2 separate regions of the Homo sapiens genome follow, and region 1 is linked to region 2. Evidence: chromatin loops called from intact Hi-C (ENCODE). Cell type or tissue: HepG2. All regions are shown on one strand. Each heading gives the region's core, and the rest is flanking DNA. Links, peaks and the distances in the headings are about the cores only.

Region 1 (12,572 bases), core at 2,607-10,606, 49 kb after region 2:
GAGCCTGAGTCGTTTCCTCCCTGGGCAGGTTTCAAAATGGCTAAGTCCAGTGGAGAAAAGAATGGCTCAAAGGGACCACAGGCTTGAATTTGAAAAAATAAAAATGCTCGATGCCAAAGCGTAGACGCACATTTATTTGAACGACTTACACTTTGACCTGAAACAGTTTTTTCCAAATTGTTTTCCACAGCGGTAATCTCTTCAAAATGAACACATGTGAGGTCTTCGAATGTATGTTAAAGGCCAGTATTTGTTTTTTTTTTTTTTTTTTTTTTTGCTTTGGAAGAACCGACCTCATCGTTTGCATGAGAACCTGATATTCTTGGTCCTCTGTACCTTTTGTAACTTCCTCTGAATGAGAGGAAATATGGTTTCCAGTTATGTTTAATTTACTTTAAACAAATCAAAGCACAGATTTCTACTTCCTGCCTGTGTAATACTTGACTGCAGGCAGCTTCAAAGGGCAGAATCACTGTTCTTGTGACTGTGCCTCTGTCGTGTTCTGTTATAAACAGTTCAAAGCTCTGCATTGTACAGGAGCGCGCGGAACAGCATGTAGAGATCTTTTTCTCTGTAGTGGCGGCAGAGCTGTGTGTGCCCTTTTGCTTTGCCTTGTGCTGGTGGTGGATTAAGTTTAGGTTTTCATAGAATATATATTTATGTAGAGACTCAGAGTTTATTTTTCCTGTTTTCTCCAGCACTGCTTAACTCATTCTCTGAAATGTTTATCACAAATGGCAGGTGGGGCTCAGAGGATGTCTCTATCTTTGTTCCTTGGCTTAAACTGGCAGGTTGTTGTAAAGGGCAGTGGGAGGGAAAGAAAACTAAGGGGAAACCAAATTACTTATTTAGGGCTTGATTTTCTGGCAGGTGAATTGGGCTTAGGAAACCCCACCTAGATTAGCAGCTGTTCCTGACCGGCCCCTCGCCAAAGCTGCACCCCTGGGTGGTGGTGGGGGCTTCAAATTAGGGTGTCCCAAGGGCTGGATTGTTCCAGCAAAGGTGTTCCTGGATTCCCAAAGCAAGTTCACTTGTTTTAGGAACAGTTCCCTGAGGCTCTGCAGGGGCTGCTGGGCTGCCTTGTCTCCCCAGGTCCATGACGCCAGGCCACCATCCATGCATCCTGTTGTGTGCTGGGACGGGGTGCCAGATGCTGGCATCCAGGAACAGAGAGTGGATTGCATGAACATGGCTACCATGCAGTTGGTTCTCTGCTGCTGGGGTGCAGGCACCTGAAAGACACGGAGGAGCTAACCCAGCTGAGAAGGGTGTGTGCCAGTCAGGACCTGGGGTGCAGGACACAAACATCACACCACTGGGTTGCACAAGACTTGGAGGAGGGGCCCAGGAGGATGACATCAAGGTCTGGAGGGGGTTGCTCAACAACACACCTGGATGTGCAGTGCAGGCATGGCACCTGCCTCTGCAGCAGGGCCCAAAGACTCGATGGGGCTGCCATGTGGCCTGATGTGAGTTGGAGTGAGGCTGTGACCCCCGGGTGAAAGCTGCAGCCTGCATGCATCGATCACAAGCGAGGGCTGGCTGTGTCCTCATCCCAGGAAGGGCGGGGTGAGGGCCTCACCACAGTGTGGGCAGGGCCCACTCACGCCCTGGGAAGTGAATCAGGAGGTGGCAGCAGGCACTGGGGCTCTCTAATCTCTTGCCCGTCTTTGTCCAGTTATTGTGAGAGCTCCAATTCCCTGTTCTTATTTCTCTGAAAGTGCTGATAAGATGGGTACAGAATAAATCAAATGCAAAGTTACGTTTCCTGGCTTAGGAAGCAAAAACCTAAGTATAACCTTGGAAGTGCTCCTGGGTACTCCTTTCTTTCCCCAAGGTGATTTTTCCCTCTTAAACACATTACAGTAAAATACATACAACATTCACTACTTTAATCATGTTTTGTTTGTTTGTTTGTTTGTTTGTTTGAGACAGGGTCTCGCTTTGTTGCCCAGGCTGGAGTGCAGTGGAGCAAGCACAGCTCGCCTTCTGGGCTCAAGTGATCCTCCCAAGTAGCTGAGACTACAGGTGTGAGCCACAGTACCTGACTGATTTTGAAAAAAAATTGTTTGTAGAGATAGGGTCTGGCTATGTTGCCCAGGCTAGTCCAAACTTCTGACCTCAAACTATCCTCCAGGCTGGGACTCCCAAAGTGCTGGAATTACACACGTGAGCCACTGTGCCTGGCCCACTTTAATTTTTTTTTTTTTTGAGATGGAGACTCTGTCACCCAGGCTGGTGTGCAGTGGCACAATCTCGACTCACTGCAATCTCCACCTCCCGGGTTCAAGTGATTCTCCTACCTCAGCTTCCCTAGTAGCTGGGACTATAGGCATGCGCCCCATGCTTGGCTGATTTTTTTTGTATTTTTTAGTACCAACACCATGTTGGCCAGGCTGTTCTTGAACTTCTGACTTCAAGTGATCCACACATCTCGGTCTCCTAAAGTTCTGGAATTACAGGTGTGAGCCACCGCACCTGGCCCCACTTTAACCATTTTTAAGTGCATTAAGGACATTCACAGTGTTGAGCAGCCAGCACCATCACCATCTCCAGAACGTCGTCATCTTCCGAGGCTGAAACTCTGTTCCCATTGAACACCACCTCCCCACTCCCCATGGCTGTCTCAGGAGCTGGCCTGAGCACTGCTGCCCTCAAGGTCACTCTAGAAGTGGAGCTTCAGTTCGGCCCCCACTTCCTGTGGCTCTATCCCTGCAGGTGTGCCCGGGATCCAGAGGTGGCCCCATGAGGCCTTGTCCGAGCAGGTCTGGCTGGACCCTTGCTCCTCTTGGAGCTGGGTAGGGCTGGGTGGGCTGCGTAGGGATGTTCAGGGCAGTGGTCACCTGTTGCCCAGCTCTGGGTGGAGCCCTGTCTGAAGACAGCTGTTCTTTTCTAAAGAAAGAAGATCTGTCAGACGTTAGTCATCTGCACCACTGTCACAGCTGACGTTGATTGAGCTCCTGTGTCCTGGGCACTGTCCCAAAAGCCCCCTGCATGCAGTTCTTGCCATTTAGTACCTTTTGTTTTGTGTTTACTGAATGGATACAGCCGGAAGCTAGCTAAATTTAACTCACGCCCTCGACTTGGGTGGAGGTGAGGAAGGGGCTTTCTGAGGCAGGGAATTGGGTGAGGGCTTTATTTTATAGGCATACTTTGGAGATAGTGTGAGTTCAGTTCCAGACCACACTGCAGTAAAGTGAATATCATAATGAAGTGGGTCATATGAATTTTTTGGTTTCCCAGCACATATAAAAGTTATGTTTACACTAAACTGTAGTCTATTAAATATAGGATAGCATCACATCTAAAAAAAACAATTTTTATATGCCTTCATTTAAAAATACTTGGCCGAGCGTGGTGGCTCATGCCTGTAATCCCAGCATTTTGGGAGGTTGAGGCGGGAGGATCATGACCTCAGGAATTCAAGACCAGCCTGGTCAATATGGTGAAACCCCGTCTCTACTAAAAATACAAAAAAAAAAAATTAGCTGGGCATGGTGTCGCGCGCCTGTAATCCCAGCTACTCAGGAGGCTAAGGCAGAAGAATCTCTTGAACCCAGGAGACGGAGGTGGTAGTGAGCCGAGATCACGCCATTGCACTCCAGACTGGATGACAGAGCGAGACTCCGTCTAAAAAAAAAAAAAAAAGAAAGAAAAAGAAAAAAAAACTTTACTGCTAAAAATACTAATGATCATCCAAGTCTTCAGTGAGTCAGAATCTTTTTGCTGGTGGAGGGCCTTGCCTCGGTGCTGATGGCTGCTGACTGATCAGGGTGGTGGTTGCTGAAGGGTAGAGGGGCTGTGACAATGTATTCAAATCAGACAACAGTGAAGTTTACCACATTGATTGACTCTGCCTTTCACAGGAGATGGCCCCCGGCACTGGAGGCTGCTTGATACCATTTTACCCACAGTAGAAGGTCTTTCAAAATTAGAAATCCTCTCAAGCCTGCTGTGTTTTTTCGGTTATGAAATATTCTGAACGCTTTGTTGTCATTGCAACCATGTTCACAGCATCTGCCCCAGGAGGACGTTCCGTCTCAAGGAACCACTTTCTTTGTTCATCCCTAAGAAGCAACTCCTCATGTGTTCAAGTTGGATCCTGAGATTGCAGCAATTCAGCCCCTTCTTCGGGCTCCACTTCTTTTTTTTTTTTGAGACGGAGTCTCGCTCTGTCGCCCAGGCTGGAGTGCAGTGGTGCAATCTTGGCTCACTGCAAGCTCCGCCTCCCGGGTTCACGCCATCCTCCTCCCTCAGCCTCCTGAGTAGCTGGGACTACAGGCGCCCGCCATCACGCCCAGCTAATTTTTTGTATTTTTAGTAGAGATGGGGTTTCACCGTGTTAGCCAGGATGGTCTCGAACTCCTGACCTCGTGATCCACCCACCTCGGACTCCCAAAGTGCTGGGATTACCAGTGTGAGCCACTGCACCTGGTCTAGGCTCCACTTCTAAATCTGGTTCTCCTGCTGTTTCCCCCACATCTGCAGTGACTTTCTCCACTGAAGTCCTGAACCCTCAAAGTCATCCATGAGGGTTGGAATCTACTTCTTCCAAACTCCTATTAATGTTGATATTTTGACCTCTTCCCATGAAGCAAAAATGTTCTCTTTTTTTTGAGACAGGGTCTCACTCGTTGCCCAGTCTGGAGTGCAGTGATGTGATCGCGAGGACATCAACAACCTTCTGGGCTCAGGTGAGCCCTGCCTCAGCCTCCCAATTAGCTGGAACTATAGGCATGCACCACCAAACCTGGCTAGTTTTTTTTTTTGTTTGTTTTGTTTTTTTTTTTTATAAACAGAGTCTCCATATGTTGCCCTGGCTGGTCTCAAACTCCTGGACTCAAGTGATTCTTCTGCCTCAGCCTCCCAAATTGTTGGAATTAACAGGTGTAAGTCACCACAACTTGCTGCTTTTCATGGCATCTAGACTGGTGAATCTTTTCCAAAAGATTTTCAATGTACTTCGCCCGAATCCATCAGAGGAATCACCATCTATGGCAACTATAGCCTTATGAAATGTATTTCTTGAATAATAAGACTTGAAATTGAAATTACTCTTCAGTCCATGGGCTGCGGAATGGATGTTGTGTTAGCAGGCATGCACACAGCTTTCATCTCCTTGTCCATCTCCATCACAGCTCCTGGATGACTAGGTGCAGTAATATTTTGAAAGGATTCTTTTTTTTTTTCTGAGCAGCATTTCTCAACAGTGGGCTTAAAATATTCAGTAAGCCCTGCTGTAAACAAATGTGCTGTCATCTAGGTTTTCTTGTTCCATTTCTAGAGCGCAGGCAGAGAAAATTTGGCATGATTCTTAAGGCCCTAGGATTTCTGGAATGGCGAATAAACATTGGCTTCAACATAAAGTCACCAGCTGCATTAGCCCCTAACAGAGCCAGCCTTTCCTTTGAAACTTTGAAGCCAGTCATTGACTTCTCCTCTCTAGCTAGGAAAGTCCTAGATGGCATCCTCTTCTGATAGAAGGCTGTTTCACCTACATTGACGATCTGTTGTTTAGTGTGGCCACCTTCATCAGTGATCTTAGCCAGATCTTCTGGATAACTTGCGGCAGCTTCTACATCAGCACTTGCTCCTTCACCTTGCACTTTTATGTTATGTAGATGGCTTCCTTCCTTACCCTCATGCACAAATCTCTACTAGCTTCTAAGTTTTCTTCTGCAGCTTCCTCACCTCTCTCAGCCTTCATAGAATTGAAGAGAAGTAGGATCTTGCTCTGAATTAGGCTTTGACTTAAGGAAATGCATGGCTGGTTTGATCTTCTATCCAGACCACTACCACATTCTCCATATCAGCAATAAGGCTGTTTCACTTTCTTATCATTTGTGTCTTCACTGGAGGAGCACTTTTAATCTCCTTCAGGAACTTTACCTTTGCATTCACAATTTGATTATTTGGTGCAAGAGGTCTAGCTTTCAGCCTGTCTCAACTTTTGACAGCCTTCCTCACTAAGCTTAATCATTTCTAACTTTTGACTTAAAGTGAGAAATGTGCAACCCTTCCTTTCACTTGAACACTTAGAGGCCATTGTAGGGTTATTAATTGGCCTAATTTCAATATTGTTGTGTCTCAGGGAATAGGGAGGCCTAAGGAGAGAGAGAGAGATGGGGCATGGACAGTCAGTGGAGCAGTCAGAACACACATATTATCAGAAGTTCACTGTCTTATACGGGCATGGTTCCGGGCCCAAAACAATGACAATAGTAACATCAAAGATCACAGGCTGGGTGCAGTGGCTCACACCTGTAATCTCAACACTTTGGGAGGCTGAAGCACGTAGATTGCTTGAGCCCAGGAGTTTGAGACCAGCCTGGGAAACATGGTGAAACCCAGTTTCTACAAAAAATACAAAAGTTATCCAGGCATGGTGGCACACGTGTGCCTGTGGTCCCAGCTACTCGGGAGGCTGAGGTGGGAGGATCGCCTGAGCCTGGGAGATTGAGGCTGCAGTGAACCATGACTGCAGTACTGCACTCCAGCCTGGGTGACAGAGTGAGACCCTGTCTCAAAAAAAAAAAAAAAAATCATTACTCATGAGGCAGGAGAATAGGGTCTGGAAGCAGGGAACCTAAATCCTCACCTTTTCTGCACTGGCAGATGGGAAATTGGCTGTCTTCAACAAATCTGACTGATTGCCGGTGGAGTCTTTGTTTGCAACTTGGTAACTTCACTCTGGCCTTGGAATGGTTGCTGTCCACAATCAATCAGACTGATTGTGGGCAGAGTCTTTGTTTGCATAGAAGTATAACTCTGTAACTTCATCCTAGCCTCTGATTGCTTTTTGCAACCAATCAGATGTTTGCACAGGAGTGTGACCTTTGTAACATTACTTCAGCCTCTGGTTGGCTGCTTTCTGCAACCAATCAGAATGATTGTGGGCTATCACTTCATTTACATGAGATGAGCATGAAGTGGCCAATGGGAAACTTCTTGGGGGTATTTGAACCCAAGAAGATTCTGTATCTGGGCCCTGAGCCACTGCTTGGGCCCGCTCCCACACTGTGGCGTGTTCTTTCATTTTCAATAAACACCTGCTTTCATTCTTTTGTTGCTTCATTCTTTCTTTGCTTTGCTGGGTGTTTTGTCCAATTCTTTGTTCAAAACACCAAGAACCTGGACAACTTGCAGTCACGACCCTCTACCGGCGACAGTCACCGATCACCATGATGGATACCTAATAAGGAAAAAGTATGACATATTATGAGAATTACCAATGTGACACAGAGAGCCAGAGGTCACATACTGTTGGAAAAATGGCACCAAGAGACTTGCTAGACACAGGCTTGCCACAAGCCTTCAATTTGTAGAAAACACAATATCTATAAAATGCAATAAAGCAAACTACAATAAAATACAGGTGTGCCTGTATTCTATTTTGCCCCAACCTCCACAACAACCATGAGGTGCAAAGATATTTCACCCCCATTTTGTAGACCAGAAAACAAGCAGAGAGAGGCTAACTGTAAGGGTGTGTTTTTAGATCCCAATGCCAGGAAGGGTCAGAGTGCAGGTTCTGCCACATTTGACATCATGCGGTCCAGGGGGCCACTGCACCTGATGCCCGTGTCATCAGGGCTGGGATTTGGTCTCCAATGCACCTGTGTGATCAAGGCCCAGGATGTGTGCCGGGGGGTGGCTTTCCTTCCTGGGGGAATGTGACTGGCCCATACCATTTCTGGTTTAACTTTCTAGTGAATCGATTTTCATGTCTTTAGAGTTTAAACTGTGCAGGCAGCCTCAGGGAGAGCCAAGAGTTCCGTGGACAGTCTTGAAGCTTGATGGGCTCTTCTGAGTGACAGCGTGAGCGCCAGGCACGAGTCCAGACTGTGATATGGGCTTTGACCCTCTGACCTCATTGCCTCTCTGTTTATCCGCTTTGCTTCCTCTGCAGCTGATGTCATTGTGGTTCACATTTCGCAGTAGGATGATCCCTGGGGAGTGGGTAGTGAGGGACACTTGTTGGGGAGGGCCTGTCTGGACCTAGGGACAGAGCTGGGATCATCAGCTGTGACCTGTTGGCCAGATCCCAGCACCGCTCTACCCCATGGCTCAGGAGCTTACTATGTTTGTTACATTGCTAAATGGTCAGAAAGAAGGAAGAAGAAAGAAGGAGAAGAGGAGGAGGATTATTATTCACGATTGGCCTAAGGGGCTCACACCTGTAATCTCAGCACTTTGGAAGGCTGAGGCGGTGGACTGCTTGAGGCCAACTCAATCCCCGTCTCTACAAAAAATTAAAAAATTAGCTGGGAGTGGTGGCATGAGCCTGTACTCCTAGCTACTCAGAAGGATCGCTTGAGCCCAGGAGTTGGAGGCTGCAGTGAGTTATGATCGTAAAAAATAAAAAGATTTCATGACATGTGAAAACGATCTGAAATTCTAATTCACTGTCCATAAATGAGCTTTACTGGAACACAGTGGTGCCCATTCCTTTTGCTTTGTGTGGGCTGTTTTGCTCCCACGGCAAGGTTGAGTAGCTGGGACAGAGGCCATGTGGCCTGGAGAGCCTAACATATTTACCAACTGGCCCTTCCCACAAGACGCTTGCCAAGCCCAGGCCCTGCGTTCCCTCCCTTCCTGCGATGACAAAGTCAGGTTGGTAGTCACATTTCATGGGGTTGGCACAAACCGTTGGTGCTTAATCGGAGTGGAAGAGGCTGTGCTGGGGGCCAACTGCACAACTGCACGGGTTCCAGAGAGAAGGCAGCGGCCCACATGCCATCAACTGTCCCACACCTGTGGCTGCCAGGGCCTGCCTCCGAGGGACGCCCCCCTCCGCCCGCCGTGTGTTCATTAAGAGGGCCGGGGTCTGTGGTGGCCCCACAGGCAGCGGGCCTCTGTCCTGTGCTCAGGTGGTGCTCTTTGAAGGGTGGCAGGGCCGGGGGCTCCTCTTGTGCTGCCAGAGCTGGTCCCAGAGACCCACCTGCCCAGGGCCAGCCCGTGGGATGGCAGCCCCGTGCGTGACAGTGGCCTTCGCATAGTACCATCTGCTCCCAGTGGGGCGGTTCTAGACTTGCTCTGGGAAGCAGCCTTTCCAGATAACAGGAGACACCCCAGCCAGTCGGTGGGGAAGCAGGCCTGGGGTCGGCCACGGGGACTCTGGAGGGTCTCTTCAGGCCACGGCTGGTGTTTCCTGAGGAAGTGGGGCCGACACAGAAGGGCCAGGGCCGCGTGGTTGAGAAGTAAGGATGAGGATGATGGGGGCTGCTAAGATCCCTGGCCCCATCACTGTGCAGCTTTTCTACTCACTTGTGGTAACAAACGCCCAACATGACATTTATCATCATAACCATTTTTAAGCACCCAGTTCGATAACCTAAGTATATCCTAAGTATATCCTTAGTATAACCTAAGTATATCCGCGTTGTTGTGCATCCAGTCTCCAAAATCCTTTTCATCCTGCAAAACTGAAACACTGTACCCACTAAACCACAACTCTCCTTTCTCCCTTCTTTTCAGCCCCTCCCCAGCTTACCATTCTGCTTTCTGTCTGTGAATTTGGCTATTCTAGAGAACTCATGTCAGTGGACTCACTCCGCATTTGTCTTTCTGTGACTGACTTATTTTACTTTGCATAATATCCGCAAGGTCCATCCACGTGGCGGTGTGTGTCCGAGTTCCCTGCCTCTCCAGGCTGAGTGATGCTGCCTTCTGCGGATGTGTCATCTTTTCTTTATCCATTCATCTCCTCATGGGCACTCAGGTTCCCTCTATCTCTTCAGCATGGGTGGGCATTTGCCCCAATCCTGCTTTCGCTTCTTTTGGATCTACACCTGGAAATGGTGTGCTGGATCAGAGGCTCTTCTTACTTTTAACTTTTGAGGAGCAGCCACACTGATTTCCATAGCAGTTGCACCATCTCACATTCCCACCATCGGCACACGAGGGTCCCACCGTCTGCACATGAGGGTCCCACCGTCTTCATTCACATCCTCACCAGCATGTGTGTGTGTGTGTTTTTTTAATAGCAGTCATCCTAGTGGGTGTGATCCGTTTTGTTTTAAGTAAGGCATAATTTTCATACAACAAAATGCACAGATCTTGTTTCCCATAACAGGAGTTTTGGCTGATGAACTTTCATGAAATCTACATCCCACCCAGGGATAGGACATTTCCGGTGCTCTGGGAAGCTCCCTCTCACCTTTCCCTGTCATCCCTCTCCACCCGGCACCGGGTTGCTGTCACACCGGAAGAGCAGTGCCTGCCCCTGCCCTTGGTGCCGATGCACCCACAGTAAAGACAGAAAGGTTTGCGTGGGCCCAAGCCTGCCTCCCCATTAGGCAGCCCTGCTCAGGGCTGCTCCTCGCACCCGGGGAGGAGGTGCCTGTGCCTCCAGGAGCAGGGAGAGGGCTGGGTTTGCAGGTGCCCTGCATCCAGCTCCAGCCTCTCCCCAGCCCGCTGTGTTTGCTTTTGGAGGGCTGAGCACAGGATGTGCCCGTCCTCTGCCTGATGACAGTGGAGTGATGTCAGGCCAGGTGCTTCCCGGAGGGAGGCAGGGCGTGCAGCCTGCTGCCTGGCAGGGGAGGGGGTGGGCAAGGTTCCCAAAGAGAGAGCTGAGCTACGGGCCGACTATGCATCAGCGATGTTTACAACAGCTTCCCGCCCTCACCAGTTTCGAAGTTTGCGTTTCCATTCTGAGAGCCTCATTTTCAGCCCCACTTGCTGCTAAAGGGCAGTTTATCTTCAGAATCAACATTCGGATAGAATCGCGCACCCTCTAACCTGGGAGCAGAATGTGCTCGGCTTTGACAACTATACAGTTTTTATGAGCAGCAGGTTCCTGAAAAGCTTGTGTTCCCAAGGCCAGGCTGGTGCCACGGGAAGGCCTGTCCCAGGCTGAGCTCCGTCTCTCCTCCCGTGGATTTACTCAGTAACGTTGCAGGAGTCTGAGCCCCGACAGTGTCGTGGGTTCATTCAACCTTCAGCAAATCATTATTCCTGTCAGACGCTTGGGATACAGAGTTGAGCAGGCTGGGAACCAGGGGGCAGACTCAGGGGATGACAGCATCACACATAAATACTCATATCCACCTAAGTGTGCATTCAGGCTGGGTGGTCAGGGGGTCCCTTAGAGGAAGCCACACCAGAAGGGTGGATGGGATTTAGCCAATGAGAAGAGCTGAGGTGGTGAGTCTCAGGGGAGCTCGGATGCAGCCTCTGTGGGGAGGTGTGTGAAGGGCCATGCCCTAAACAGCGTCCAGGGCAGTGGGGTGGCCAGCCCCTGACTGAGGGGGTTAATGGGGGTGGTGATAAGCCCCAGAACCAGAATTGCTTTTCAGGCCTCAGTGGCTCAGATTCCAGAGGCTTTGGTGTCTTTGGCAGAAAGAGACTGAAGTTTCTATTTCAGTTCTCTCAGTGAAAACCAGCATTTCTCACCCAGGCTTTCATGCTTTGGCTGAGTTCTAGGCTCCTTTTCTCCCAAGACATGGAGCAGATTCCAGGCTGGTGGCCGTCTCTGTGTGGTGCCTGAGCTGCGTGGCATCGATGGCTGTGAGCTTTGTCCCCACTGGCTCACGAGCTCACAGGGCCACACTGCCTTCTCCACACCGTACCCCACAGCATCGCGGTGCCAGTGCCTCCTGGCCTCCAGAGGTGGCTATTGGCTGCCTCATGCCTTCCTCAGAGATCTGGTTTTTAAAGTAAAGTGAGGGTCAGTAAATGGAGGGAGACAGAAGCAAAGAAAAATGGGTTGGACACAGAAAACAAACTGGCTGTCAGAGCTCTGATCTGAATCTCAGGCATCCTTTCCTTTCTTTTAAAAATATGTGATTGTGGTCAAACATACAGAACATAAAAGGTCTACCCATTTTTAAGTGCGTAGTTCAGTGGTGTTAAATCCATTCTCACTGTGCTGCAGCCACTCCCTAGAACTCTTCATCTTGGCCTGGTGCGGTGGCTCACGCCTGTAATCCTAACACTTTGGGAAGCTGAGGCGGGCGGATCACCCGAGGTCGGGAGTTCGAAACCAGCCTGACCAACATGATGAAACCCTGTCTCTACTAAAAATACAAAAATTAGCTAGGCGTGGTGGCACATGTCTGTAATCCCAGGTACTCAGGAGGCTAAGACAGAAGAACCACTTGAACCCAGGAGGTGAAGTTTGCAGTGAGCTGAGATTGTGTCATTGTACTCTGGCCTGGGCAACAGAGTGAAACTCTGTCCCAAAAAAAGAAAAAAAGAAAAGAACTCTTCATCTTGCGTGAATATTAAGCATTTTTTGAAAAACAAAAGGAGGCCAGGCATTGTGGCTCATACCTATAGTCCCAGCACCTGTATTATCAAGGCCCAGGGTGTGTGCCTGGGTGTGGCTTCCTTCCTGGGAAGGATCACTTCAGTCCAGAAGTTCGGGACCAGCCTGAGCAACATGACAAAACCCCGTCTCTACAGAGAAATGCAAAAATTAGCCAGGCATAGTGGCACATGCTTGTAGTCCCAGCCACTCTGGAGGCTGAGGCAGGAGAATTGCTTAAGCCAGGGAGGTGGAGGTTGCAGTGAGCTGAGATTGCACCACTGCACTCCAGCCTGGGCAAAAAAGTGAGACCCTGTCTCAAAAA
Region 2 (12,572 bases), core at 1,958-9,957:
TGATGCTATGTGACTTCCAGGCTAGATCATAAGAGGTGATACAACTTGCTCCTCATCCTCTTTAGTGGCTCACTCTTGGAGCCCAGTCGCCATGTTGTGAGCAACTCAGACCAGACTTAGAGGCCACATGTAGATGTTCCAGCTGGCAGCCAGCATCAACTACCAGATAGAGGGAAAGAGTTTTCCAAGCAACCCCAGCCTCTGTGACTATCTGAGCAAGAACCACCCAGGCGAGCCCAGTCAACCCCAGAGCCATGAGAGATGACAGAAATGACTGTTGCTGTTTCAGGCCACTGAGGTTTGGGGTGTTTGGAGTGCAGCCACTACATGCACCCTACAAAGAAGTCTGCCCTGGGATGGGACCCCCCACATCCCACAGCCACCTCCAAACACAGGACCAGAGACCCCAGGATCAGCAGGCCAAAATGACCATAAAGGAAGCCCAAGCTTGCCACCCTGTCAACGAGGAAGTCCCAGATGGGAGATAGTAATGCGAGAACAAAGGAAAACGTAAGCAACCTTGATGATGTGAAATAATAGTAAAGCTGATGGAAACGGGGAGGTAGAGCAGGAAGATTTCTTCATCTTGCACAGTGGGGTCCGTCATAAAATATCTACAGCAATAGAGGTCTGGGGCAGGTCCAGGCTCCACTAGGTGGCTGTAAGGTGGCTTGTTGGACGGACCCGAGTCACTGGTGTCACTAGTCCCTGAAATCACAGCATCTCCACTGCTCTGACAATGACAGGTTTAGAGGTTAGGCCCCAGCCTGCTGGGTATGCATTTCCTTTAGTGCTGGAGATGGACTCAGAATGCGTATGTGACCCTATGTGGGCCAGCAATTGGCCAGTGCAAGATTGCTGGGGATTCTGGGACCGGGGTCCTTATTTTCAAGATACAGCCATGTGAAAAAATGGCTCCTACCAACACACGAAGAGGGAAACTCCGCACTCCTATTGCTTGGCAGCCATCCTTCCATCACTAAGGGAACCAGCCTTAGGATAAAGCTGAGGGGTGGAGCAATGGAAGGTACTCAGGTTTCTATCACAGTTTTTGTTTGTTTGTTTTTTGAGACAGAGTTTTGCTCTTGTAGCCCAGGCTGGAGTGCAATGGTACGATCTCAGCTCACTGCAACCTCTGCATCTTGGGTTCGAGCGATTCTCCTGCCTCAGTCTCCCAAGTAGCTGGGATTACAAGCGCCCACCACCACGCCCAGCTAATTTTTTTGTATTTTTAGTAGAGATGGGGTTTCACCATGTTGGCCAGGCTGGTCTCAAACTCCTGACCTCAGGTGATCTGCCCGCCTCAGGCTCCCAAAGTTCTGTGATTACAGGTGTGAGCTACTGCGCCTGGCCCCAGCTAATTTTTATATTTTTAGTAGAGATGGGGTTTCACCATGTTGGCCAGGCTGGTCTTGAACTCCTGACCTCAGGTGATCTGCCTACCTCAGCCTTCCAAAGTGCTGGAATTACAGGCATGAGCCACTGCGTCCAGCCTCTATGATGGTTCTGTAAAGCCTGTAAGCTGAACAGCCCTGGAGCCTGCCTTACCTCTGAACATCCACTGGCATGAGCCAATAAATTGCTATATTAAGACCGTTCTAGTTGGATTTTTTTCCTTTTTTTTTTTTTTAGACAGGGTGTCACTCTGTCACCCAGGCTGCAGTGCAGTGGTGTAATCATAGCTCACTGCAGTCTCAAACTCCTGGGCTCAAGCGATCCTCCTCCTTCAGCCTCCTGAGTAGTTTGGACTACAAGAACGTGCCACCACACCTGGTGAATTTTTAAATTTTTCTTTTGTAGAGACGAGGTCGTGCTATGGTCACCCCGGCTAGTTTAGAACTCCTGGTCTCAAGTGATCCTCCCACATCGGCCTCCCAAAGTGCTGGGATTATAGGCATGAGCCACCATGCCCAGCTGTTTCTTTCCTTTTTAAAACATTTTTTATTGAGATACAATTCACATAACATAAAATTAATCACTTTAAAGTTTATACTTCAGTGGCTTTAGTATATTCACTATGCTGTACATGCATCGCCACGGTGTAATTCCAGAACATTTCCATTTCCCCAAGAGAAACCACAAATCTGTTGGCAGTTATTCTCCACTTCTCCCCACCCCATGCCCTAGGTATCCACCAATCTACTTTCTGTCTTCGTGGATTTGCCTGTTCTGGACATTTCATAGAACTGGAATCACACAGCATGTGGGCTTTTGTGTCTGGCATCTTTCTCTCCGTAGATTTTCCTATTCTGGACATTTCATAGAACCGGAATCACACAGCATGTGGGCTTTTGTGTCTGGCGTCTTTCTCTCCATGGATTTGCCTGTTCTGGACATTTCATAGAACCGGAATCACACAGCATGTGGGCTTTTGTGTCTGGCATCTTTCTCTCCGTAGATTTGCCTATTCTGGACATTTCATAAAACTGGAATCACACAGTATGTGGGCTTTTGTGTCGGGCGTCTTTCTCTTAGCACAGTGTTTCCAGGTTCATCCGCGCTGTAGCCTCATTCAACACCTCATTATCTGTGACGCTAAATAATATTCCTTTATTCTGTTTATCCATTTACCTGTTGGTGGTCATTTGTGTTGTTTCCATTTTTGGGCTATTGTGAATAGTGCTGTTATGAACTTTTTTTTTTTTTTTTTTTGAGACAGAGTCTCGCTCTGTTGCCCAGGCTGGAGTGCAACGGCATGATCTTGGCTCACTGCAACCTCTGCCTCCCGGGTTCACGCCATTCTTCTGCATCAGCCTCCTGAGTAGCTGAGATTATAGGCGCCCACCACCATGTCCAGCTAATTTTTTTGTCTTTTTAGTTGAGATGGGGTTTCACCATGTTGGCCAAGCTGGTCTCAAACTCCTGACCTCAAGTGATCTGCCCACCTTGGCCTCCCAAAATGCTGGGATTACAGGCGTGAGCCACCGCACCTGGTCGATTACTATAGTTTTGTAGTAAGTTTTGAAATGGAGAAGTGAGTCTTCTAACATTGTTCTTGTCCAAGACTGCTTTGGTTCTTTCTGTGTCCCTTGCAGTTCCATATGAATTTTAGAATCAGCTTGTCCATTTCTGGAAAAAAAAAAAAAGCTGTTGAAACTTTGATAGGTATTGCATTAAATCTGAAGATCTTAATGTTAAGTTTTCTAGTCCACGAATATAGAATATCTTTCCATTTTCTTTCAACAATGTCTTGTAGATTTTTTATAGCAGCCTTGCACTTTTTAAATTAAATTTATTTCTAAGTATTTCAAGACTATTCTTTTGATGCTGTATTTTCTTAATTTGATTTTCAAATTGTTCATTGCCAGTAGATAGAAATGCAACTGGTTTTGTATATTAATCTTGTATCCTGCAACTTTACTAAACTCACTTATTAGCTCTACCAGTTTTTGTGCAGATTCTTTAGGGTTTTGTTTGGTTTTGTTTTGACAGGGTCTCACTCTGCCACCCAGGCTGGAGTGCAGTGGCATGATCATGGCTCACTGTGGCCTTAATCTTCCAGGCTCAGGTGATCCTCCCACCTCAGTCTCCTGAGTAGCTAGAACTACAGGTGTGTGCCACCATGCCCAGCTAATTTTTTGTAGAGATGGGGTTTTGCCAGGTTGCCTGGGCTGGTCTTGAACTCCTGGGCTCAAGCAATCCACCCACCTCAACCTCCCAAAGTGCTGGTATTAAAGGCATAAGCCACCATGCCCAGTTTCTTTAGGGTATTCTTTATACAAGATCATGTCATCTGCAAATGGAGTTTTACTTCTTTCTCTCCAATCTAGATGGCTTTTTGTTATTTTTTCTTGTCTAGTTGCCCAGCCTAGAATTTCTAGTACAATGTTAAGTAAGTGGCAAGAGTGGCCATCTTTGTCTTGTTCCTAATCTCAGGGGTAAGGCTTTCAGTTTTTTACCATTAAGTATGATATTAGCTGTGGGCTTTTCACAGATTCCCTTTATCAGACTGTGCGAGTTCCCTCCTATTCCTAGTTTAGTGCATGATTTTTATCACTAAAGGGTATCCTGACTTTGTTAAATTTTTTTTTTTTTTTTTTTTTTTTGAGATGGAGTTTCACTCTTGTTGCCCAGGCTGGAGTGTGTGATCTCGGCTCACTGCAACCTCTGCCTCCCCATTTCAAGTGATTCTCCTGCCTCAGCCTCTTGAGTAGCTGGGATTACAGGCACCCGCCACCACGCCCCACTAATTTTTTGTATTTTTAGTAGAGATGGGGTTTCACCATGTTGGTCACGCTGGTCTCAAACTTGTGACCTCGGGTGATCCACCCGCCTTGGCCTCTCAAAGTGCTGGGATTACAGGCATGAACGAACCACCACACCCTGCCTGTTAAAGGTTTTTGTCAAATTCTTTTGTGCCTATTTAGATGACCTTGTGGTTCTGTCCCTTTATTCTATTAATATGATGTATTACATTGATTAGGTTCTGTGTTTTAAACCAACCTTGCATTCCTGGGATAGATCCTACTTGGTCATGGTGTACAATCCTTTAACATGTTGCTGAATTTGGTTTGTTAGTTGTTTGTTAAGGATTTTTGAATCCAAATTTATAAGGGATATTGGTCTGTATTTTTTATTGTGATGTCTTTGTCGGGCTTCACAGCATAAGTCAGTAAGTGTTCCCTCCTCTTCTGTTTTTTGGACACATCTGAGAAGTACTGGTGTTAACCCCTCTTTAAACATTTGGTGGAATTTGCCAGTAAAGCCGTCTGATCCTAGGCTTTTCTTGCTAGAACTTTCTTTCTTTTTTTTTTTAACTAGTAACTCCAAATTCATCAAATTTGGGAAGATTTCAGCCTTTATTTCTTACTAAGAATGAGGCATTTCTCTTGAATGTTTTCCTCATGTTGCTACAAACCTTTTTTTGTTTGCTTGCCCTTTTTTTTTTTTTTTTTTTTTTGAGATAGAGTCTTGCCCTGTTGCCCAGGCTGGAGTGCAGAGGCATGATCTCAGCTCATTGCAACCTCTGCCTCCTGGTTCAAGCGATTCTCCTACCTCAGCTTCCCAAGTAGCTGGGGTTACAGGCATGCACCACCATGCCTGTTTTCTGTTTGTTTGTTTTCTTTGTTTTGTTTTGTTTTTTGTATTTTTAGTAGATACTGGATTTCACTATAAGGCTGGTCTCGAACTCCTGATCTCAAGTAATCCACCCGACTCGGCCTCCCAAAGTGCTGGGATAACAGGCATGAGCCACCATGCCTGGCCTGCTGCAAGCCTTTTAATGTCCAGAGCTATTTTTAAAAAGTTGATTTTTGAGTTTTTTCCCTTTTTTCATTGTTTTTTGTGGAGGGGTGAAATTTGTATTTCTTCATCCTCCATCTTCACTGATGTCCTTCCTTAGCTGGGTTTCTGATAGGGCAGACAAAAATGCCCCAACTCCTAAGACACTTATTTAGTTATAAGGATGATGGTTTTCAAACTTTAGTGAACACAATTAACTAGGGGAGACTATTATAAATACACATTCCTAGGTCCCACCACAAATTCCAATGAGTTTGTCTGCGGCCTGGGAACCTGCATTTTGAAAGCACTGGATTACAAGATCTAAAAGTAATGAACAAATTGAGAGGTTGAGAGGAGGAGAGGTTGTCTAAATATGTTAACTTCACATTGATTTCATACAATAGAGCCAAAAGAAACTACACAGTTGAGAAATCAAGATGTGGGTTGTATGCTTTAGAATTACGAAGGCAACCACTGTAAGAATTAGAAACAAAAATAGTTAAGACAGGCCACCTTCAGGGAATGGAGTTGGAGTAAGACAGGGCAATTTTAAATTTTCTTTATAGTTTGAGCTTTCTTTCTCAAATACAGCTGTTATCTTTATAATAAAACAAACACAAAAATGACAAGAAAATCAGTAAAAGGGGACTATTGGCCAACAATTCTGTCTTCCCTTCCCAGTGCCTCTGCCAGTGTACTCATCCATCCACCAGCAGCTATGGCCCAGGGGCGTGCAGCCTGGCTCCTCAGAATGGCACATGGAGCTGGGCTCCTCCCAGGAGCCACATTCCTTCCCACCTCCCCCCAGAGGCAGGCATGGGCAACTGAATGCAAACAAGATGAAGAGGAAGGACACTGTAAACTAAACAATTGTTAGCTTCCAGACGCAGCCACAACCTGGAGTCACAGAGCCCTCCTGGACTCAGGGCCAAAAGAGACCTACACAAGGTCACATAGTGACCCAGTCCTTCCCAGAACCAGTAGTCTTTGGAGCTTAAAAACATAAGCATAGGCCGGGCAGGATGACTCATGCCTGTAATCCCAGCACTTTGGGAGGCCAAGGCAGGCAGATTGCTTGAGCTCAAGAGTTCGAGACCAGCCTGGGGAACACGGTGACACCCCGTCTCTACTGAAGTACAAAAGAAATTAGCCAGCGTGGCGGCGTGTGCCTGTAGTCCCAGCTACTGGGGAGGCTGAGGCAGGAGAATTGCTTGAGCCAGGGAGGCGGAGGTTGCAGTGAGCCGAGATCGTGCCACTGCACTCCAGCCTGGGTGACAGAGTGAGACTCTGTCTTTAAAAAATAAAATAAAATAAATAAGCATAAATCTAAAACACTTTGCTTGGAAGCTGGCCTCAGGCTTAGCTTATACCATGAATTCATCTGCCAACTGTTTCAGAGGTCTGGGCAGAAGGGCTGCCCAGCAGGAACCAGAGGTCTGGAACAACCAAGTGGGGATGGCTGATTCTGAGGGAGGGATGGGCATGTGACAGTGTGCCCTCTGAACTGTGGGGGAATGTGGCTCCCCCGACCCCTGGGCTCTGGGGGGCTGTTTTCTGGGTGAAGGTGATCCAGACTGTTCAGGCCAAAGCCCCAGTGCCAGAGACTCATTGTCCCTCCCACGGTGGAGATGTTCCTCTCTCAAGGTGTCCTGCATTAGCATGGGACGTTCTCCTCCACTCCACCGTGCCTGGAATCCATGTGGGCAAGGATGAGGAGGGAAGCAGCTGTTAGTGGGAAGTGAGGCTGTGGGACTCCAGCGTTCTGGACAGTCCCAGCCCGAGGTGACACTACTCTGATGTGCTGAGTGGCTGACTTGGTAGGGAGTTAGTGTTTGGAGGTTTTCTCACAATTCCATGAGAATCCAGGGCAGGCCATGATAGTGGGGAAGGCTTTCACATGACGCAGCACTGGAGCTGGACCTGCTGGCTGGGCAAGCTTCAGACACAGGAGGGTGGTGGCATATCCTTTGCTGTAACAGGCAGAAAATATAATGATGTGACATGCCCCACCTGGGCCCATCTTGCCTCTGGCCCTGCAGGCCTTCTGAAACCAGCTCTAGGAGGCCCAGGGAACCCCACAGGCAACACCAGATTTGACCCCACCAAGGAGGCCATGACAGGTCCCAGTCCACAAGATGAACACTATGCTCTTTAAAAAGAACTCCTGTCTTAGTTGGTGTTAGTTCCCAGCCAGTGAAGTCACAATGATGGTAGCAACAGGTACCATCACCTGGCACCTGCTGAGTGCCAGGCATGGTTCCCAGGGATGCACACACACAACGCTACCCCGCAGCCCCAGCCATCCATGTACCCCTGTGGAAAGGAAGGCACAGAGACACATCACGGGACTTGAGAGTGGCAGAGTCAGGATCTAGGCGGGCAGTCAGCTCCAGTGGGGGTTCACAGCCCCTCGCTACTCTGCCGTTACCTTCATCCATGACAATGTGACCAGTCATCTCTGCAGCTGCAGGGGCCAGTAAAGTGCGAGACTCCTAATTCCAGTGCATATTTGCTGAATGAGAGAATGAAAATGTGTACCCACATACCTCAGGTACCTACAACAGACTGTCATTATAACTGCAAGAGACAGAGTGAAATTAATAGACACCGACATGTCCTCAGCAATTCCAACAAAACAAATAGTGACAAGTACCCAAGTTAGTATGACCTACTAGTCTCCAAATCATAGTAACTGGTGGTCAAAATGAAGAGGCAGGACATTCCACAACAGTGTGGACGCACCAAAGGAATGGGCAAAAACACACACCTCCTTCTTCTCAAAAGTATGTGTACTGGTTTTCTATGGCTGACATACAAATTATCATAAATTTAGCAACTTAATACATCCTAGCACTTTGGGAGGCCAAGGTGGGAGGATCACTTGAGCCCAGCAATTCGAGGCTGCAGTGAGCTATGGTCAAGCCACTACACTCTAGTCTGGGCGACAGAGTGAGATGTTGTCTCTAACAACAACAACAAAGCCCAGTTCGGGTGGTAAAGGTGGCATTTCATAGCGATGGGATGGTGCAGGGTGATCCTGGCAGGGCAGGTGATGAGAGTGTGGAGGCAGAGCCTGGGAAACCTCCATGTCAATATGATCACAGAAACAAGGAGCGCTCCATCGCAACTGGGGCAAAGTAGAAAACGCACTGAGGGACTGACCTGATGAAGGTGGAGGGTGCGAAATGCAATCCAAAGTAAAGAAGAGATGAGGGTGCAGAAAATTATGGGCAAGAAACAATGCTCTCAGGTTCTAGATTTGTGGTCTTAATTGAATCACAATTTGGAGAGGCTTATTTTGTTTTTATTTTTTTGAGATAGTCTCGCTCTGTCGCCTTGGCTAGAGTGCAATGGTGCCATCTAAGCTCACTGCTACCTCTGCCTCCCTGGTTCAAGCAATTCTCCTGCCTCAGCCCCCTGAGTAGCTGGGATTACAGGCATGCATCACCACGCCCAGCTAATTTTTGTATTTTTAATAGAGATGGGGTTTTACTATGTTGGCCAGGCTGGTCTTGAACTCCTGACCTCAGATGATCCACCCGCCTTGGCCTCCCAAAGTGCTAGGATTACAGGCATGAACCACTGTGCCTGGCCGGAGAGTCTTAATTTATAAACTTTAAAACTTCAGAACACTAAAAAAAAAAATTAATTAAAAAAAAAAATATATATATCCATTTGGGCCACATGTGGTGGCTCATGCCTGTAATTCCAGCACTTTGGGAGGCCAAGGCAGGAGGGTTGCTTGAGCCCAGGAGTTCGAGACCAGCGGGGGCAACATAGCAAGACCCCATCTCCACCAAAAAAAAATACAAAAATTAGCTGGGCGTGGTGGTGTGCACCTGTGGTCCCAGCTACTCTGGGGGCTGAGGTGGGAAGATCATTTGAGCCTGGGAGGCAGATGTTGCAGTGAGCTGTGATCGCTCAACCTGTCCCCCCCACAACAAAAATTTTGAGAATCTGTCTCAAAAAAAAAAAAAATTTGTTTTGTTGAACCATGGTCTAGAGAATTATTAATAGTAAAGAAAATAGAAGTAAAAACTTATTTTTAATAATTGCTCATTTTTGTTTTCTAAATATAACTCTTTTATTTATTTTATACTATTCATTTATTTATTTTTGAGACAGGGTCTCACTCTGTCACCCAGGCTGGAATGCAGTGGTGGGATCACAGCTCATTGCACCCTTGACCTCCTGGGCTCAATCGATCCTTCTGCCTCAGCCTCCTGAGTGGCTGGGACTACAGGCATATGCCATCACACCCGGCTAATTTTTTTGTTTTGTTTTTTGAGACAGAGTTTTGCTCTTTTTGCCCAGGCTGGAGTGCCATGGCATGATTTCGGCTCACTGCAACCTCCGCCTCCCGGGTTCAAGCCATTCTACTGCCTCAGCCTCCAGAGTAGCTGGGATTACAGGCATGTGCCACCACACCCAGCTAATTTTGTATTTTTAGTAGAGATGGGGTTTCTCCATGTTGGTCAGGCTAGTCTTGAACTCCCAACCTCAGGTGATCCGCCCGCCTCGGCCTCCCAAAGTGCTGGGATTACAGGCGTGAGCCACCACGCCTGGCCAACACCCAGCTAATTAAAAAAGAAAATTTGGGGGATGGGCACGGTGGCTCACGCCTGTAATCCCAGCACTTTGGGAGGCCGAGGCGGGTGGATTACTTGAGGTCAGGAGTTCAGGACCAGCCTGACCAATATGGTGAAACCCCGCTTCTACTAAAAATACAAAAATTCGCTAGGCATGGGGGCACGCACCTGTAGTCCTAGCTACTTGGGAGGCTGAGACAGGAGAACTGCTTGAACTGGGGAGGTGGAGGTTGCAGTGAGCTGAGATCGTGCCACTGCACTCCAGCCTGGGCAACAGGGCGAGCGAGACTGTCTCAAAAAAAAAAAAAATTTTTTTTTTGTACAGATGGAGTCTCACGAGGTTGCCCAGGCTGGTCTCAAACTCCTGGCCACAAGCAATACCTCCCACCTTGGTCTCCCAAAGTGCTGGGATTACAGGCGTGAGCCACCTTGCCCAGCCAAATAAACTCTTCTAAAGATTGTTCCCAGGACAAGTTTAGGGCAAATGTTCCACAAACTACTACATGTAAGCACATGTGTGATTACGACTGAACTTTCACCTGATTTGTGAGGCCCCAAAGTAGCCTCAGAAGGAAAGAGCCAGGCCCCTCAAACTGCGGGGAGGTGAGTATTCCACGCTCACCTGGGCCAGCTCCTCCTCCTGCAGCTCAAGGGCTCAGCCTGGTGGGGTGCTGTTCCCCAGGGCGCTAAGGAGGAGCCAGTTTCTGTCTCACATGGGTTGATGGCCATGCAGCTTGATTTCCTCTCTGAGTCAAAGGAATCTTGTCAGGGCCAGGCCCGCAGCTGCCCTCCTGTCTTGGAAAACTAAGAACTGCACCCCACCCCTGCAAGTCTGTCCATAGCCCCGGCAATGCCACGTGCTGCCTTCCTTTTCTGCATACTGGTCTTGGCCACCTGCCATCACCATGTGGCCCCAGTCACCTTCCATCACCATGTGGCTTCTCCTATGCCCTGGTCCTTGCCCCTGAGGCATTTAAGCACATCTCCACACCCGCTCAACACTGCAGTGCAGCCATTGCTGTGTGCTTCTGATCTCGGTGAGTTCGCATGCTCAAGAAGTCTTTGGCACAGAGTTTACGACCTCAGGCTCTCCAGTTCAATGGGCCTAGGTTCATCCCAGACCTGTTCTATTTACTAGCTAAGTGCAGTTGTCTTAACCTCAGTGAGCTCATCTAGTTATATACAGAATGGTGATGGCAATACCTACCTTATAACATTGGACTGATCCACCCAACAAGCATACCTTGGGCACCTTCCAGTGTTCTCTGTGTGGGGGTACAGCTGAACTGCCACAGGGTGACAAAGGAACTAGAGCTGGGGTTGGGGGTGGGGGCTGCTGGGGCTGGCCCAGGCAGGACCTTCAGTGCCTGGCTAGGAGCCTTGGACTCTGTCCTCAGAGCAGTGGGAACCCACCGGAGGGCTTCCGTTGCAGGGTGGGAAGGGTGATGGGGTATGCCAGACTCATCCAAACAAAGCCACAGTCTTTGGGGAGGGGGCAGCAACTGGAGGCAGGGGGACTGCACAGGCAGCTATTTGCAAGGATTCTGCAGGCAAAAGTAGTGTGGGGGGAAATTGGGGATGAACTTGAAACTTAGGTGATGGGTGGGGATGTAAATTCATTCAACCTTTATGGAAAACACTAGGAAGATTTCTCAAAGAACTGAAAATAGAACTACCATTCGATCTGGCAATCCCGTTGCTGGGTATCTAAAGGAAAAGAAATCATTACGTCAAAAAGACACCTGTATTTGTATGTTTACTGCAGCACTATTCACAATAGCAAAGACAAAGAATCAGCTTGAGTGTCCATGGATGGAAGAATGAAGAAAGAAAACATGGTATATATACACAATGGAATACTATTTGGACATAAAAAAGAATAAAATCATATCTTTTGCAGCAGCATGGATGAAACTGGAGGCCATTATCTTAAGTGAAACAAGCTGGACACAGAAAGACAAATACCACAGGTTCTCACTTGTAAGTGGGAGCTAAATAACATGTACATAAGGACTTAGAGTGTGAAATGATAGACAATGGAGACTTTGAAGGGTGAGGGGTGGGAGAGAGGTGGCTGGTGAGAAGTTACTTAATGGGTACAGATATTTGGGTGTTGGATACCCTAAAAGTCCACACTTCACCAATATACAATCTATGGATGTAACAAAACTGCACCTATACCCCATAAATTCATACAAATAAAAAAGAAATTTAGGTGATAAGAGCTATGGGCCTTGGTTACCAGTTCTGTGCATGTGCATGAGTGTGTGACTTGTGGCATCACACGGTGTCAGGGAGCCGATCGGGGCACTGGGAGAGGTGATAAACTAGAATTTGGAAATGCTGAATTCGAGGTGCCTGTGAGGTAGCAAGTGAGGAAGTCCAGTAGGCAGTGGGCTAGACATCTGGAATTTAGGAGAGATCTTAATGGAAGAAAAAGATTTGGGAATTAGGGTTTTCGGGGGGTAATTGGCAGAGAATTGAGGGAGGAGATGGTGTGGGGTATCTTCTTTTTTTTTTAAATAGAGTCTTGCTCTGTTGCCCAGGCTGGAGTGCAGTGGCACAATCTTGGCTCACTGTAACCTCTGCCTCCCAGGTTCAAGCAATTCTCTGCCTCAGCCTCCTGAGTAGCTGAGATTACAGGCTACTCGGGATTACAGGCCTGGCTAATTTTTTGTATTTTTAGTAGAGATGGAGTTTCGCCATCTTGGCCAGGCTGGTCTTGAACTCCTGACCTCATAATCTACCCGCCTCAGCCTC

What was found. Hi-C counts contacts between places; a loop is a spot of excess contacts. Peaks named below come from ENCODE experiments on the same cell type or tissue, not always from the same donor. Only the 100,000 strongest peaks of a DNase experiment are listed, where the experiment ranks them.
Region 1: a loop joins it to region 2, with 2.7 times the contacts of the local background. A loop is called at or near these places in 5 of 110 quality-filtered maps.

The regions. Positions count from the first base shown.
Region 1 is chr22:19,597,116-19,609,687 of GRCh38, forward strand. No RefSeq gene overlaps it. Among named protein-coding and RNA genes, the nearest start is that of LINC00895, 37 kb to the left of the region's middle. RefSeq lists enhancers at 844-1,344, 1,345-1,845, 8,243-8,810, 8,811-9,378, 9,861-10,434. In HepG2, for the core only: no CTCF peak of the experiment used is centred there; DNase peaks (open chromatin) are centred at 6,786 and 7,886; H3K27me3 peaks cover 2,340 bases.
Region 2 is chr22:19,548,926-19,561,497 of GRCh38, forward strand. No RefSeq gene overlaps it. Among named protein-coding and RNA genes, the nearest start is that of LINC00895, 12 kb to the right of the region's middle. RefSeq lists enhancers at 5,720-6,422, 6,423-7,125 and a silencer at 5,841-6,135. In HepG2, for the core only: a CTCF peak has its summit at 6,021 (motif pointing left); a DNase peak (open chromatin) is centred at 6,106; H3K27me3 peaks cover 1,418 bases.